Linked DNA regions of Homo sapiens: region 2 is linked to region 1. Evidence: read pairs that join two places in POLR2A ChIA-PET (ENCODE). Cell type or tissue: PC-9. All regions are shown on one strand. Links, peaks and the distances in the headings refer to the core of each region. The heading gives the core; the rest is flanking DNA.

Evidence for each region. ChIA-PET counts read pairs that join two places held together with the same protein. Peaks named below come from ENCODE experiments on the same cell type or tissue, not always from the same donor. Only the 100,000 strongest peaks of a DNase experiment are listed, where the experiment ranks them.
Region 2: POLR2A ChIA-PET joins it to region 1 with 14 read pairs; 18 of 35 experiments call an interaction of 5 or more read pairs at or near these places.

What each region holds. Positions count from the first base shown.
Region 1 is chr12:123,241,082-123,249,078 of GRCh38, reverse strand. All of the region lies in intron 1 of MTRFR (mitochondrial translation release factor in rescue), which reads right to left. It also overlaps a transcript of MPHOSPH9 not described here. Among named protein-coding and RNA genes, the nearest start is that of MTRFR, 12 kb to the right of the region's middle. In PC-9, for the core only: no CTCF peak of the experiment used is centred there; no DNase peak of the experiment used is centred there.
Region 2 is chr12:123,123,666-123,131,662 of GRCh38, reverse strand. All of the region lies in intron 1 of PITPNM2 (phosphatidylinositol transfer protein membrane associated 2), which reads left to right. Among named protein-coding and RNA genes, the nearest start is that of PITPNM2, 23 kb to the left of the region's middle. RefSeq lists an enhancer at 3,404-4,015. In PC-9, for the core only: a CTCF peak has its summit at 5,163 (motif pointing right); DNase peaks (open chromatin) are centred at 3,642 and 4,952; H3K4me3 peaks cover 475 bases; H3K27ac peaks cover 3,630 bases.

The DNA.
Region 1 (7,997 bases), core at 1,496-6,495:
AATCTAGTGGGGACTTGGAGAACTTTTGTGTCTAGCTAAAGGATTGTAAATGCACCAATCAGCACTCTGTGTCTAGCTGAAGGTTTGTAAACACATCAATCAGTGCTGTGTCTAGCTAAATCTAGGGACTTGGAGAACTTTTGTGTCTAGCTAAAGGATTGTAAATGCACCAGTCAGCACTCTGTGTCTAGCTCAAGGTTTATAAACGCACCAATCAGCACCCTGTCAAAACAGACCAATCAGCTGTCTGTAAAATGGGCCAATCAGCTCTCTGTAAAATGGACCAATCAGCAGGATGTGGGTGGGGTCAGATAAGGGAATAAACGCAGGCTGCCTGAGCCAGCAGTGCAACCCGTTCGGGTCACCTTCCACACTGTGGAAGCTTTGTTCTTTTGGTCTTTGTGGTAAATGTTACTGCTGCTCACTCCTTGGGTCTGTGCTGCCTTTAAGAGCTGCAACACTCACTGCGAAGGTCTGCAGGTTCACTCCTGAAGTCAGCGAGACCACAAACCCACCAGAAGGAAGAAACTCTGGATGCATCTGAACATCTGAAGGAACAAACTCTGGACACACCATCTTTAAGAGCTGTAATACTCACCATGAGGGTCCGTGGCTTCATTCTTGAAGTCAGCAAGACCAAGAACCCACCAATTCCGGACAAAGTTAAAATGAAAGAAAGAATTTTAAGAGTCTGTGAGACAGAAGCACCAGGTAACCTATAAAGGAAAACCTATCAGATTAACAGCAGATTTCTCAGGAGAAACACTACAAGCTAGAAGGGATTGGGGTCCTATGTTCAGCCTCCTCAAACAAAACAATTATCAGCCAAGAATTTTGTATCCAGCAAAACTAAGTATCACATATGAAGAAAAGATAGTTGTTTTCAGACAAACAAATGCTGAGAGAATTCACCATTACCAAGCCACTGCTACAAAAACTGCTAAAAGGAGCTCTAAATCTTGAAACAAATCCTGGAAACACATCAAAACAGAACCTCTTTAAAGCATAAATCACACAGGACCTATAAAACAAAAATACAAGTTAAAAAGCAAAACCAAAAAACCCCTAAAGTACACAGGCAACAAAGAGCACAATGAATGCAATGGTACCTCACATTTCTTTCTTTTTTTTTTTGAGACAGAGTCTCACTCTGTTGCCCAGGCTGGAGTGCAGTGACATGATAATGGCTCACTGCAAGCTCCGCCTCCCAGGTTCATGCCATTCTCCTGCCTCAGCCTCCCAAGTAGCTGGGACTATAGGTGCCCGCTACCACGCCCGGCTAATTTTTTGTATTTTTAGTAGAGATGAGGTCTCACTGTGTTAGCCAGGATGGTCTTGATCTCCTGACCTCATGATCCGCCCACCTTGGCCTCCCAAAGTGCTGGGATTACAGGCATGAGCCACCGTGCCCAGCTGGTACCTCATTTCAATACTAACATTGAATGTGAATGGCCTAAATGCTCCACTTAAAAGATACAGAACTGCAGAATGGATAAGAACTCATCAACCATCTGCTGCCCTCAGGAGACTCACCTAACACATAAAGACTCACGTAAACTTAAAGGGGTGGAAAAAGGCATGTCATGCAAATGACACCATAAACAAGCAGGGGTAGCTATTCTTGTATCAGACAAAAACTTTAAAGCAACAGCAGTTAAAAGAGACAAAGAGGGACATTATATAATGGTAATAAGGCCTTGTCACAGGATAATATCACAATCCTAAACATATATGAACCTAACACTGGAGCTTCCAAATTTATAAAACAATTACTAACAGACCTAAGAAATGAGATAGACAGCAGCACAATAATAGTGGGGGACTTCAGTACTCCACTGACAGCACTAGACAGGTCATCAAAACGAAAAGTCAACAAAGAATGGATTTAAACTATACCTTGGAACAAATGGACTTAACAGATATATATAGAACATTTCATCCAACAACTGCAGAATATACATTCTATTCAACAGTACATGGAACTTTCTCCAAGAGAGATCATATGACAGGCCATAAAATGAGCCTCAATAAATTTAAGAAAATTGAAATTAGGCGTGAGCGGTGGCTCACGCCTGTAATCCCAGCACTTTGGGAGGCCGAGGCAGGTGGATCACAAGGTCGGGAGATTGAGACCATCCTGGCTAACACAGTAAAACCCTGTCTCTACTAAAAATACAAAAATTAGCCGGGCGTGGTGGTGTGTGCCTGTAGTCCCAGCTCCTGGGGAGGCTGAGGCAGGAGAATGGCGTGAACCCGGGAGGTGGAGCTTGCAGTGAGCCAAGATTGCTCCACTGCACTCCAGCCTGGGCGACAGAGCGAGATTCCATCTCAAAAAAAAAAAAAAAAAAAAAAAAAAAAAAAAAAAAAAATTGAAATTATATCAAGCACTCTCTCAGACCACAGTGGAATAAAACTGGAAATCAACTCCAAAAGGAACCTTCAAAACCATACAAATAAATTAGCTGGGTGTAGTGCCAGGTGCCTGTAATCCCAGCTACTTGGGAGACTGAGGCAGGAGAATTGCTTGAACCTGGGAGGCGGAGGTTGCAGTGAGCCGAGATTGTGCCATTTGCACTCCAGCCTGGGCACAAGAACAAAACTCCGTTTCAAAACAAACAAAACACCAAAAAAACCCCACAAACAAAAAATGCAAATACATGCAAATTAAATAACCTGCTCCTGAATGAGCAGTGGGTCAAAAACAAAATCAAGATGGAAATTAAAAAATTCTTCAAACTGAGGCTGGGTGCAGTGGCTCAGCACTTTGGGAGGCCGAGGAGTGTGGATCACCTGAGATTGGGAGTTCAAGACCAGCCTAACCATGGTGAAACCCCGTCTCTACTGAAAATACAAAATTAGCCGGGCGTGGTGGCGCATGCCTGTAATCCAGCTACTCGGGAGGCTGAGGCAGGAGAACCGCTTGAACCTGGGAGGCGGAGGTTGCAGTGAGCTGAGATCGCCCCACTGCACTCCAGCCTGGGTGACAGAGCGAGACTGTCTCACAACAAAACAAAACCAGCAAAAAAAAATCTATGACAAACCCACAGCCAACATAATACTCAATGGGGAAAAGTTGAAACTGTTCCCCCTGAGAATTGGAACAAGACAAGAATTCCTACTCTCACCACTTCTCTTCAACACAGTATGGAAGTCCTAGCTAGAGCAATCATACAAGATAACGAAATAAAGGGCATCCACATCCATAAAGAGGAAGTCAAGCTGTCACTGTTTGCTAATGATGTGATCGTTTACCTTGAAAACCCTAAGGACTCCTCCAGAAAGCTCCTAGAACTGATAAAAGAATTCACAAAGTTTCTGGATACAAGATTAACATACACAAATCAGTAGCTTTTCTATACACCAACAGCGACCAAGTGGAGAATCAAATCAAGAACTCAACCCCCTTTACAATAGCTGCAAAAACGAACAACAACAACAACAAAAAACAAAAACAAAACTTAGGAATATACCTAACACAGGAGTCGAAAGACCTCTACAAGGAAAACTACAAAACTGCTGAAAGGAATCATAGATGACACAAACAAATGGAAACACATCCCATGCTCATGGATGGGTAGAATCAATATTGTGAAAATGACCATACTGCCAAAAGCAATCTACAAATTCCACACAATCCCCATCAAAATACCACCACCATCATTCTTCACGGAATTAGAAAAAAAAATCTAAAATTCATACGGAACCAAAATAGAGCCCACATAGCCAAAGCAAGACTAAGCAAAAAGTACAAATCTGGAGGCATCATATTACCTGATTTCAAACTATACTATAAGGCCATAGTCACCAAAACAGCGTGGTACTGGTATAAAAATAGGCACGTAGGGCCAGGCGTGGTGGCTCACGCCTGTAATCCCAGCACTTTGGGAGGCCGAGGAGGGTGGATCACGAGGTCAGGAGATCGAGACCATGGTGAAACCCCGTCTCTACCAAAAATACAAAAAATTAGCCGGGCGCAGTGGTGGGCGCATGTAATCCCAGCTACTCGGGAGGCTGAGGCAGGAGAACTGCTTGAATTCCAGGAGGTGGAGGTTGCAGTGAGCTGAGATGGTGCAGCTTGCCTGCACTCTTGCCTGGGTGACAAGAGTAAGACTCTGTCTAAAAAAAAAAAAAAAAAAAAAAAAAAAAAATGCCGGGTGCGGTGGCTCATACCTGTAATCCCAGCACTTTGGGAGGCTGAGGCGGGCAGATCACAAGGTCAGGAGTTCGAGACCAGCCTGACCAACATGGTGAAACCCCATCTCTACTAAAAATACAAAAATTAGCCAGGTGTGTTGGCACGCACCTGTAATCCCAGCTACTTGGGAGGCTGAGGCAGGAGAATCGCTTGAACCCATGAGGCGGAGGTTGCAGTGAGCCAAAATCACACCATTGCACTCCAGCCTGGGTGACAGAGCGAGACTCTGTCTCAAAAAAGAAAAGATCACAGAAAAAAGTATTCTAGAAAGGGCTTTGTTGATTCCTTTCAAGGCTTGAGGCTGATTTGTAGTAAAATCTCTGTCACCCAGGAGGATTACGGGAACTGCAAAAGTACCACTTGGTTAGAGCATCTTTATTGAAGATTACTTAGTAGATTATGTAGTAGGCACTAAATACAGATGTGCTGCTTTTTTTTTGTTTTTTGTTTTGAGATGGAGTTTCGCTCTTGCTGCCCAGGCTGGAGTGCGATGGCGCGATCTTGGCTCGCTGCAACCTCTGCCTCCTGGGTTCAAGTGATTCTCCTGCCTCGGCCTCCTGAGTAGCTGAGACTACAGGCATGTGCTACCACGCCCGGCTAATTTTGTATTTTTAGTAGAGACAGGGTTTCTCCATGTTGGTCAGGCTGGTCTTGAACTCCTGACCTGAGGTGATCCACCAGCCTCAGCCTCCCAAAGTGCTGGGATCACAGGAGTGAGCCACACCGCGCCCGGCCTGTGCTGCTCTTATTAAGCAACTGCCTCATATGAGGCTCTAAATAGCTTCTTTTAGTGTTTGAAACCTCATAAACTGTAGTCATGGCAACTGGTGTCTGATCTAGGTGGGAGCCAGCTTCTAAGGTAACTGGACATCCAGCAGATCACTCCACAGCTTTGCTCCCAGCCTGTCCACCTCACCCTCGGTCAACTTCCCCTGAGCCTGCTGCTGTCTCTTGAGCCCACTGTGAGATCCAGATAGATACCCACTGAGGAGGAAGCAGGATGGAGACATGGGATCAGGCGTTGCTTTCTTGTAAATATGTGCATTTCCTGTTACTTTACATGTAAGCTTCTAGGTTAGTAACCAGTACAGTGATACTGAGATGACACTGGTCACCTTTAGAGTGACAATATGATATCCTTCATCTCTACTTCTGCTATTTCTTTTTTATTTTTTATTTTGAGACGGAGTCTTGCTTTGTCGCCAGGGTGGAGTACAGTGGCGCGATCTCGGCTCCCTGCAACCTCCGCCTCCTGGGTTCAAGTGATTCTCCTGCCTCAGCCTCCCGAGTAGCTGGGACTACAGGCACGTGCCACCACACCTAGCTAATTTTTGTATTTTTTTTTTTTTTTTTTGAGACGGAGTCTCGCTCTGTCGCCCAGGCTGGAGCGCAGTGGTGTGATCTTGGCTCACTGCAAGCTCCGCCTCCCGGGTTCACGCCATTCTCCTGCCTCAGCCTCCCAAGTAGCTGGGACTACAGGCATCTGCCACCACGTCCGGCTAATTTTTTGTATTTTTAGTAGAGACGGGGTTTTGCCATGTTAGCCAGGCTGTTCTCGATTTCCTGACCTCGTGATCCGCCCGCCTCGGCCTCCCAAAGTGCTGGGATTACAGGCGTGAGCCATTGCGCCCAGCCAAAAAAAAAAAAATTGTTTTAAAAGATGGTATTGGCAAGATGCTCCATGACTGTGAAGGGATATACTTTGAAATGGAGTGTGCCAAGGAAAGTGGTGCTTTAAAAACTGGTTTTGTTTAATGTGTATGAAATGTGTATAAAATCAAATACCTTAGAAAAAGATAAATGATAAACCCAGGCACTTTCTCTGAACTCTCTCTAAGAATCACCTTACCTACGAAAGATTGAGTAGACTAAGTCAATGTCCAAAACTTATCTTTCCTTATTCCTGTTTTCAATCCACAAAACAAAATTCATTTGTGTATCAGGCAGCCTGTAGTCCCGGATTCAATTCATTATGGAACATGAGCCCCGCACTTCTGAGTTTCTCATCCGCTAGCTGGTAAATGTGACCAGGCAGGACAGCGCTGGCACAAACCAGTGCAGGGAAAAAGAGAGGAAGTGATTCCAAGGCAAGGCGAGACTCCCAGACAAAGGATGGAGATGAGAGTGCTTTTATCAGCTGCTTTGTCACCAGTCCACTGTTTGAATCTCTACCTTTCTGTCCTAGTTCAGAGCTGCCAGACACACTGGAAGGTCTCCCACCCAGCTGGAGTTCAAGAAGGTCTCCGGTGTTCAGTTACTGGCTGCTTTGTTTAACAGTTAATTCCAACAGCCAATCAGACAATTCTAGACACTTTTAGTATCTCCTGGAGCTTTGGCCCTACTCCAATGACTGCTAAAAATGACAAACACACCCATGGTTCCACTTCCCCAAAGGCCAAAAAAATACGAATTGGATTTCAGTGTTTGTGATACAGAGTAATCCAAAGTCTTTAGGGAACAATAAAAGCAGCTCAAATTATAGCTCATTGTGACATGAAAAAAGAGAAAAAGAAAAATGGTACAGAGAAGTGCTAGTAAGAGGAAACCAGCAGTCATGACAGCTCTGCCCCAGTTCCCTTCTTCAAACGTGAGCTTCGGCGTAGGGCTGGCGCTCTACCCTGACTCCCTAGGCTCTACTTTTCCTTTGATGATGGCTTCTGCACTAAATGGCTGATCGCAGTTAAGGTGAAAGCTCCTGTCATTGCTTCAGTCCCTTCCAACTTGGTTAAGTTCAGAGATAACAGGTCTAAGGAATTTACAAAAGGGAACATTAATTTGTGCAAGAATATTTAAAACATCTATTGAGTATCAGGCATGGGCTTCAGAGAGCCTAAAGAGTCTGTAGCATAAAAGAGAAATGAAGACAAGCACAAACAGGATACATGTGATAGCTGAGGATGGATAACATACTATAGAGCAGTGGTTCTCAAACTTTCTATGCCCCTCATCCTCCTGGAGAGCTTGCTGTCAGGATTTGAAACCTATGTGCTACTGAGTGGCGTTCTTCATGACTGGATCTGGTCAGCACACCCCTCCTCCAGCTTCCAAATTCAACTCAAACCAAGACAGACTATCTGCAGGGATGGCATGTTCAACTCTGCAACAAGGCCTGTGGCCGGAGCAAACAAGATAATAGCCTACAGTCCCAGCTACTTGGGAGGCTGAGGTGGGAGGATTGCTTGAGCCCAGAAGCTGTCTCCAGCCTGTGCAACATAGGGAGACCTCATCTCTAAAAAACAAAATAGGCTGGGCATGGTGGTTCGTGCCTGTAATCCCAGCACTTTGGGAGGCTGAAGTAGGTGGATCACCTGAGGTCAGGAATTCGAGACCATCCTGGCCAACATGGTGAAACCCCGTCTCTACTAAAAATACAAAAAATTAGCTGGGGGTGGTAGTGGGCACCTGTAGTCCCAGCTACTTGGGAGGACTGAGGCAGGAGAATTGCTTGAACCCGGGAGGCAGAGGTTGTAGTGAGCCGAGATCACGCCATTGCGCTCCAGCCTGGGCGAAGACTGAAGGAGCGAGACTCTGTCTCAAAAAACAACAACAACAAAAAACAGTAAAATAAAAAATACAATAAAAAATAAAATAATGCTGGGTGTGATGGCTCACACCTGAAATCCCAGCATATTGGGAGGCTGAGGTGGGAGGAGCCCATGAAGCTGGGAGTTCATGATCAGCTTGGGCAACATAGTGAGACTCCATCTCTTTTATTAAAAAAAAAACAAAAACAAAAAAAAAACAACCCCAAATAAAAGCCTAGATGTAGGAGGTGATGCTGTGTCATCAACAGCTCTCACTT
Region 2 (7,997 bases), core at 1,363-6,362, 120 kb after region 1:
CTGGGGCAAGAGTAAGGGTGATGTCCTGGAGGGATTCCAGATGGAACCAGACTCTCCCTCTGCCTCCTGGAGCCTCTGCTCCTAGGGCAAGCATGCAGGGGCTTGTGCACTACCATATCTCTGTGTTAATTCCCTAGGGCTGCCATAACAACCCACCACAACTGGATGGCTTAAAACAATGAAAATGTATTCTCTAACAGTACTGGAAGCCACACATCCAAATTTTGGGTTTCGGCAGTTTGGTTGCTTCTAGAGACCGCAACGAGTATCTGTTCCCGGCCTCCCTCCTAGCTGCTGGTGGTTGCAGGCCATTCTTGGCATTCCTTGACTTGAAGACACATAATTCCAACCTCTGCCTAAGTTGTCACATGGTTGTCTCCCTCTGTGTCTATCTGCCTCTGTGACTTTTCTCTTATAAGGACACCAGTCATTGGATTTAGGGCTCACTCTACTCCAGTGCAACCTCACCTTAACTAATGACATCTGCAGTGACCCTATTTCCAAGTAAAGTCACATTCTGAGTTTCTGACAAGGATATGAGTTTTGGGAGGACATTCTTCAACCCATATAATCTCCATATTTGTTGAATGAATGAATGAATGTGAAAGCCATCCTCACATGTCTGCTCAGGTGTATTGATGTAGAATAGAAGGTGGGGATGTCTCTGGTGCCCTAGGCATGTGAGGGTGGGGTGGGGGACAGCACCAGGATCATCCCCTTTTCCTGTCCAAGCCTCTCCTATTTCTGGCCTCTACACCCTAAGCTTAGCACCCTGGCCACCTCCTGACTCAGCCAGTTTTTCAGGTAGAAGCAATTACATTTATTACAGGGAAGGCTGTTCTCACCTTCCTTTCTGCCCAGCATCTCAAAACTCTTTTTTTTTGAGATGGAGTCTCGCTCTGTCACCCAGGCTGGAGTGCAGTGGTGCGATCTCGCCTCATTGCAAGCTCCGCCTCCTGGGTTCACGCCATTCTCCTGCCTCAGCCTCCTAAGTAACTGGGACTACAGGCGCCCGCCACCACGCCCGGCTAATTTTTTGTATTTTTAGTAGAGATGGGGTTTCACCATGTTAGCCAGGATGGTCTTGATCTCCTGACCTCGTGATCCGCCCGCCTCGGCCTCCCAAAGTGCTGGGATTACAGGCGTGATTGCCGGGCCAATCAAAGCTTTCTTTTGTTTCTCTTCCCCTTCCCCTTGGAGCCAAGAAGGACACAAGGATGGCTCGGTGGCCTTGGGCAAATGACCCTGCCCCCAACCTTAGCTTCTGTTTGCAAATGAAGGAGGCAGAGCTGGGTGTTTCCAAAGGTCTTTTGCATCTATAATTATCTCTACTGTTTTACTGCTGAGATAATTGTGGGCCAGGAAAGTGTGCCCTTCCGTCCCACACAAGGCAGGACTGAAATCCATAGGCCCTCATTTCCAGCCTGTCCCCAAATGCTCTGTGCCATCTCCTGGAAGCCCTCTGGGATTAGCATGATTCATATGTGGTTCCCTGGGGTCCTCACTGTGCCCTGTGTGTGACACATTAATTCACAAGTACTACTGGCCTGGGCGACTTATCGAGACCCCATCTCTGCAGAAAATTTTAAAAATTAGCTGGGTATGGTGGTGTGTACCTGTAGTCCCAGCACTTGGGAGGCCAAGGCGGGAGGATCACTTGAGCCCAGGAGTTTGTGGCTGCAGTGAGCTATGATCGTACCACTGCACTCCAGCTTGGGCAACAGAGCAAGACCTCATCTCAAAAAAAAAAAAACGCAAAACAAAATTCACAAGTACTAGCCTGCCATTCAGATGGTATGCAGGAGTGTGCATGTTCATGTGTGTGTGTTGTTTTCCCCGTGTTCCTCTCCCCTCTGTTTCCTCTGTAGGCAAGAACTCTATGCATTTTTCTGTGTCTCTGTGTTCCCCCAGTACAAGTACCCAGCACAGGACTCATTATGCTGGGTTGTGGGCCAGCCTCAGAAACATAAATATTAGGAGATCTACTAAAAGAAAAAAGAGAAAAATATACAAATAAAACAACTACTGTGCTTTCAGTTGATGCCAGAAAAGCATTTGATAAAGTTCACTATCCATTTAATTTTTTTTTTTTCTTGAGACGGAGTCTCTCTGTTGCCCAGGCTGGAGTGCAGTGGCGCAATCTCGGCTCACTGCAAGCTCCGCCTCCCGGGTTCACGCCATTCTTCTGCCTCAGCCTCCTGAGTAGCTGAGACTACAGGCACCCGCCACCATGCCCAGCTAATTTTTTTTGTATTTTTAGTAGAGATGGGGTTTCACCGTGTTAGCCAGGATGGTCTCGATCTCCTGACCTCGTGATCCGCCCGCCTCGGCCTCCCAAAGTGCTGGGATTACAGGCGTGAGCCACCACGCCCGGCCTATCCATTTAATTTTTTTAGAGACAGGACTCCCATGTTGCCCAGGCTGGCCTTGAACTCCTGGGCTTAAGGGATTCCCCTGCCTCAGCCTGCCGAGTAGTTGGGACTACAAGTGTGCGCCACCATGCCTAGCCTCATTACTCCTTTTTTTGAGATTGAGTTTCGCTTTTGTTGCCCAGGCTGGAGTGCAATGGCAGTGATCTTGGTTCACTGCAATCTCTGCCTCCCGGGTTCAAGCAATTCTTCTGCCTCAGCCTCCTGAGTAGCTGTAATTACAGGTGCCCACCACCACACCTGGCTAATTTTTGTATTTTTAGTAAAGACGGGATTTCGCCATGTTGGCCAGACTAATCTTGAACTCCTGACCTCAGGTGATACGCCCTCTTGGCCTCCCAAGTGCTGAGATTACAGGCGTGAGCCCACTGGCCCCAGCCTCATTAATCTTAAAAACGTAGAGACTGAGGGATAGGCAAATATTTCAACATGATAAAGAATATCTCCCATCGGTAGCTACTTTATCTTTTTTTTTTTTTTTTGATATCGAGTCTCACTGTATTGCCCAGGCTGGAGTGCAGTGGCGCGATCTTTGCTCACTGCAACCTCTGTCTCTGGGTTCAAATGATTCTCCTGCCTCAGTCTCCCGAGTAGCTGGGATTACAGACGTGTGCCACTATGGCCAGCTAATTTTTTGTATTTTTAGTAGAGGCGGGGTTTCAACATGTTAGCCAAGATGGTCTCGATCTTCTGACCTTGTGATTTGCCCCCCTCAGCCTCCCAAAGTGCTGAGATTACAGGCATGAGCCACTGCGCCTGCCCCCCCACCTTTTTTTTTTTTTTTTTTTAACTTGAGACGGGGTCTTGCTCTGTCACCCAGGCTGGAGTGCAGTGGCGTGATTTAGCTCACTGCAACCTCCACCTCCTGTGCTCAAGTGATTCTCCCACCTCAGCCTCCTAAGTAGCTGGGACTACAGGTGTGAGCCCGCTTTTTTTTTTTTTTTTTTTTTTTTTTTTTTTTTTTTTTTTGTAGAGATGGGGTTTCGCCATGTTTACTAGGCTGGTCTTGAATGCCTGAGCTTAAGTGATCCCCCTCGGCCTCCCAAAGTGGTAGGATTATAGGCATGAGCAACCGCACTCAGATACTTTATCCTTAATAGTCAAATGCTCTAGTAGCATTTTCCAAAGTATGTTTGAGGAACACAGAATGCTCCTGGGTATTGCATCAAAAAAGCATTCCAGGGCCAAATAACATCTAGGAAGCACTGTTGCTCTAAGACACATTCCTTTTAATGTCTGTTGCAAGACAAGCATGCCTTCTCTCTCTTTAGTACTGTTCTTTATTCTAGATTCAAGCCAATGCAACAGGCTAGGAAAAAGAGGCAGGCTGGGCGCGGTGGCTCATGCCTGTAATCCCAGCACTTTGGGAGGCCAAGGCGGGCGGATCACGAGGTCAGGAGATTGATACCATCCTGGCTAACGCGGTGAAACCCCGTCTCTACTAAAAATACAAAAAATTAGCCAGGCGTGGTGGCGGGCGCCTGTAGTCCCAGCTACTTGGGAGGCTGAGGCAGGAGAATGGCGTGAACCCGGGAGGCAGAGGTTGCCGTGAGCCGAGATCACGCCACTGCACTCCAGCCTGGGCGACAGAGCGAGACTCCGTCTCAAAAAAAAAAAAAAAAAGAAAGAAAAAGAGGCAGGGCATAACTCTCAGATAGGAGGTTGCAAAATGAATGTTTTGAGTGGATACAGCCGTTGTCTTAGGTTTTCAAAGTAGACAAACTCAAAATTAATTAGAATAAGACAGTATGGCAGCCTGTTGCAAAATAAGTAGGCAAACACCATTGTTTTTCTATGCGTCAGTGGAAACCATTGTTGAATTTGATGGGTAGGAGCACCTCTAACACCTGTTTGCTTGGGCATCAACACGCCAGTGACCTTATTTTCTGGTTAGAAACAAGAGTAACACCCGGACAGTTCAGGCAGCTGCCAGCACCTCCTGGGTCCCCTGCGACCTGGACTCCCAGGAAATGGAGGGCAGCGGTGTAAGTGGCGTGATGCAGGGTGTTCAGCATCTCTCAGTGGGGTTATTCTGAGGACTCTTCCAGAATGTTTTGAACACATTTGTGCACCATTAAGTCGTTGTCACAGAGCCTGGAAGTCCATTATTTCAAGCTCAACTCATCCTGGATGATGGATGTGACTTGAGGAGGGATGAACCATTCGTGCATTCTCCAAGGGCAGGGCTCTCAGAAATTCCCTGTAGCTTTGTGGTCCCTTGCCCTGGCATCCCCTAGACCACCATGCTGAGGGCAGTGTTTGGACGAGACCCCAGTGAACAGAGCCTGGTTGTTGGAAGTAAATCTTTTGCTCCTGCTGGAAACCAGAGAACAGACACTGCTTCATCACTGCTGTCATTCATGCAAGCTTCATCACATTTTCCCAGTCATTATCCTGATCTTTCTCAAAGGCAATTCTTGCCTCTCTTTCAATCAACAGAGAACCCTAGAGATAATTCAGTCTTTGAGGGATTGCTGAGTCATTCAGCTGACTGGGGCTACCATGATGAAGCTGAAGTTCCAATGTCATGAATCAGGCTGTTCTCGGAGGCCACGGAAGGGGTGGATGGATGTGTGTCTGCCAGCTGTCCCACAGGCTGAACCCATCATGCTGGCCATACTTCCTAAGTCATCCTCCCTCCTCCCTAGTTCTTTTTCTTTACTCACTCAGTGTGGTTTTGCTACTTTTAATTTTCTGCCTTATTTTAACCATAGTGGTTTGCATGACCACCAGAGGGGTCAGTGTGCAGTTCTCCTAGGACTAAAGCCCTCCAGCTTTGTGACAGCTTTTCGCCTGAAGCTTGGTGGTCTGATCTGCAAGTTGGCCCTCTTCTAAATGGTGGGAGTTGTAGTCAGCTTGCTTGCCAGACTGGATTGTGGAGAATAGTAGGGCAAGAGTGAGAGGTTAATAGGGCAAGAATTCCCAAGCTTACCCAAGGATATGCATCAATCCCTGCAGAACCCTTAGCAGTTATATTCAACTCACTGAAGGGTCTGCTTGGTTTTTAGATCTTCTTTCTGATTCTTTAGGGATATGAGGGTCACAGGATTAAAAGGTAGAGCCTAGGCTGGGCATGGTGGCTCAAGCCTGTAATCCCAGCACTTTGGGAGGCCGAGGCAGGCGGATCACAAGGTCAGAAGATTGAGACCATCCTGGCTAACACAGTGAAACCCTGTCTCTACTAAAAATACAAAAAATTAGCTGGGCGTGGTGGCGGGTGCCTGTAGTCCCAGCTACTCCGGAGGCTGAGACAGGAGAATGGCGTGAACCTGAGAGGCGGAGCTTGCAGTGAGCCGAGATCACGCCACTGCGCTCCAGCCTGGGTGACAGTGCGAGACTCCATCTCAAAAAAAAAAAAAAAAAAAAAAACCCTAATTTTTTTTTTTTTTTTTGAGACAGAGTCTCGCTCTGTCGCCCAGGCTGGAGTACAGTGGAGTAATCTCGGCTCACTGCAACCTCGGCCTCTGGGGTTCAAGCGATTCTCCTGCCTCAGCCTCCTGAGAGCTGGGATTACAGGTGCCTGCCACCACGCCCAGCTAATTTTTGTATTTTTAATAGAGACGGGGTTTCACCTTGTTGGTCAGGCTGGTCTCAAACTCCTGACCTCGTGATCCGCCCCCCTCGGCCTCCCAAAGTGCTGGGATTACAGGCGTGAGCCACAGCGCCTGGCCTGTACCATGCATTTTCTTTGCGTTCTGCTATTCCAAAAGAAATATTAAATATTGGCATTTTAAAACATAAAATAATTAGAATTGAAATTTTAAAAACTCTTGTTAAATCTGTAGCATCAACTTAAATGAACCATCAGTGGTGTGCATCATCCTTTGATATGACTGAGTCTGCTTTTTGTATCCAGATATCAATTATTTATTTGTTTTTGCTTCTACCTAACTTCTTCCTTCTCTAACAATTCAAGACTCACAATTTTCTAGGATTCAAAGAACATTGTTTTTTGAGTGCTTTAGAATCATTTACTCATTCATTCTTTCACTTACTAAAAAACATTTAACATTTGGGAGGTTGAGGTGGGCAGATTGCTTGAGCCCAGGAGTTTGAGACCAACCTGGGCAACATGGCAAGACCTCATCTCTACAAAAAAAATACAAAAATTAGCTGGGCATGGTGACACATGCCTGTAGTCCCAGCTACTTGGGAGGCTGAGGCAGGAGGATCAAGGGAGCCCAAGAGATCAAGGCTGCAGTGAGCTGTGATGTCACCGCTGCACTCCATCTGGACTACAGAGCGAGACTCTGTCTCAAAATAAAAAAAATTTTTTTAACGAAACATTGAAAAGGCTATGCATGATAGTGCACCAGACATTAGCAAGATTCTAAAGATAAATTAGATACATTCCTTATGGAACTTACAAACTCATAGATTACAGTTCAGTAATAAAATATAAAGATCATATATATTTTAAATATTATTTGGGTAAGTAAGTAATGCATTATACTTGGTACCGAAGTGAAAAGCAGCTACAGGCAAACATAAGACTTCTTGCCGGGTTGGGGGATGGGGGAGGGATAGCATTAGGAGATATACCTAATGTAAATGACGAGTTAATGGGTGTAGCACACCAACATGGCACATGTATACATATGTAACAAACCTGCACGTTGTGCATATACCCTAGAACTTAAAGTATAATAATAATAATAAAAAAGACTTCTTGCCACCCCTGTCTTCAATATCTTAGTTTTCCTTCCCAGAGACAGTGATGGTTGCTAGTTTTGTGTGTGTGTCCTCTTTCAGAGAGATTCTCTGTATATATTAATGTATATTACTTTTTAATTTTTTTTTTTGAGATGGAGTCTCGCTCTGTTGCCCAGGTTGGAGTGCAGTGGTGTGATCTTGGCTCACTGCAGCTTCCGTCTCATGGGTTCAAGTGATTCTCCTGCCTCAGTCTCCCAAGTAGCTGGAATTACAGGTGCACACCACCATGCCTGGCTAATATTTTGTATTTTTATTTTATTTTTTGAGACGGAGTCTCACTCTGTCGCCCAGGCTGGACTGCAGTGGCACAATCTCGGGCTCACTGCAACCTCCGCCTCCTGGGTCCAAGCGATTCTCCTGCCTCAGCCTCCCGAGTAGCTGGGGTTACAGGCATCTGCCACCACGCCAGGCTAATTTTTTTGTATTTTTAGTAGAGATAGGGTTTCACCGTGTTAGCCAGGGTGGTCTCGATCTCCTAACCTCATGATCTGCCCGCGTCGGCCTCCCAAAGTGGTGGGATTACAGGTGTGAGCCACTGTGCCTGGCCACTTTTTAAATTTTAAATTTTAATTTTTTTTTTTTTTTGAGGCAGAATCTTGCTCTGTTGCCCAGGGTAGAGTGCGGTGGTGCGATCTCCACTCACTACAACCTCTGCCTCCTGGGTTCAGGCGATTCTTGTGCCTCAGCCTCCCAAGTAGCTGCGATTACAGGAATGTCCCCCTACACCTGGCTAATTTTTGTATTTTTTAGTAGAGCCGGGGTTTTGTCATGTTGGCTAGACTGATCTCCAACTCCTGGCCTCAATTGATCCACCTGTCTCAGCCTCCCAAAGTGTGGGGATTATAGGCATGAGCC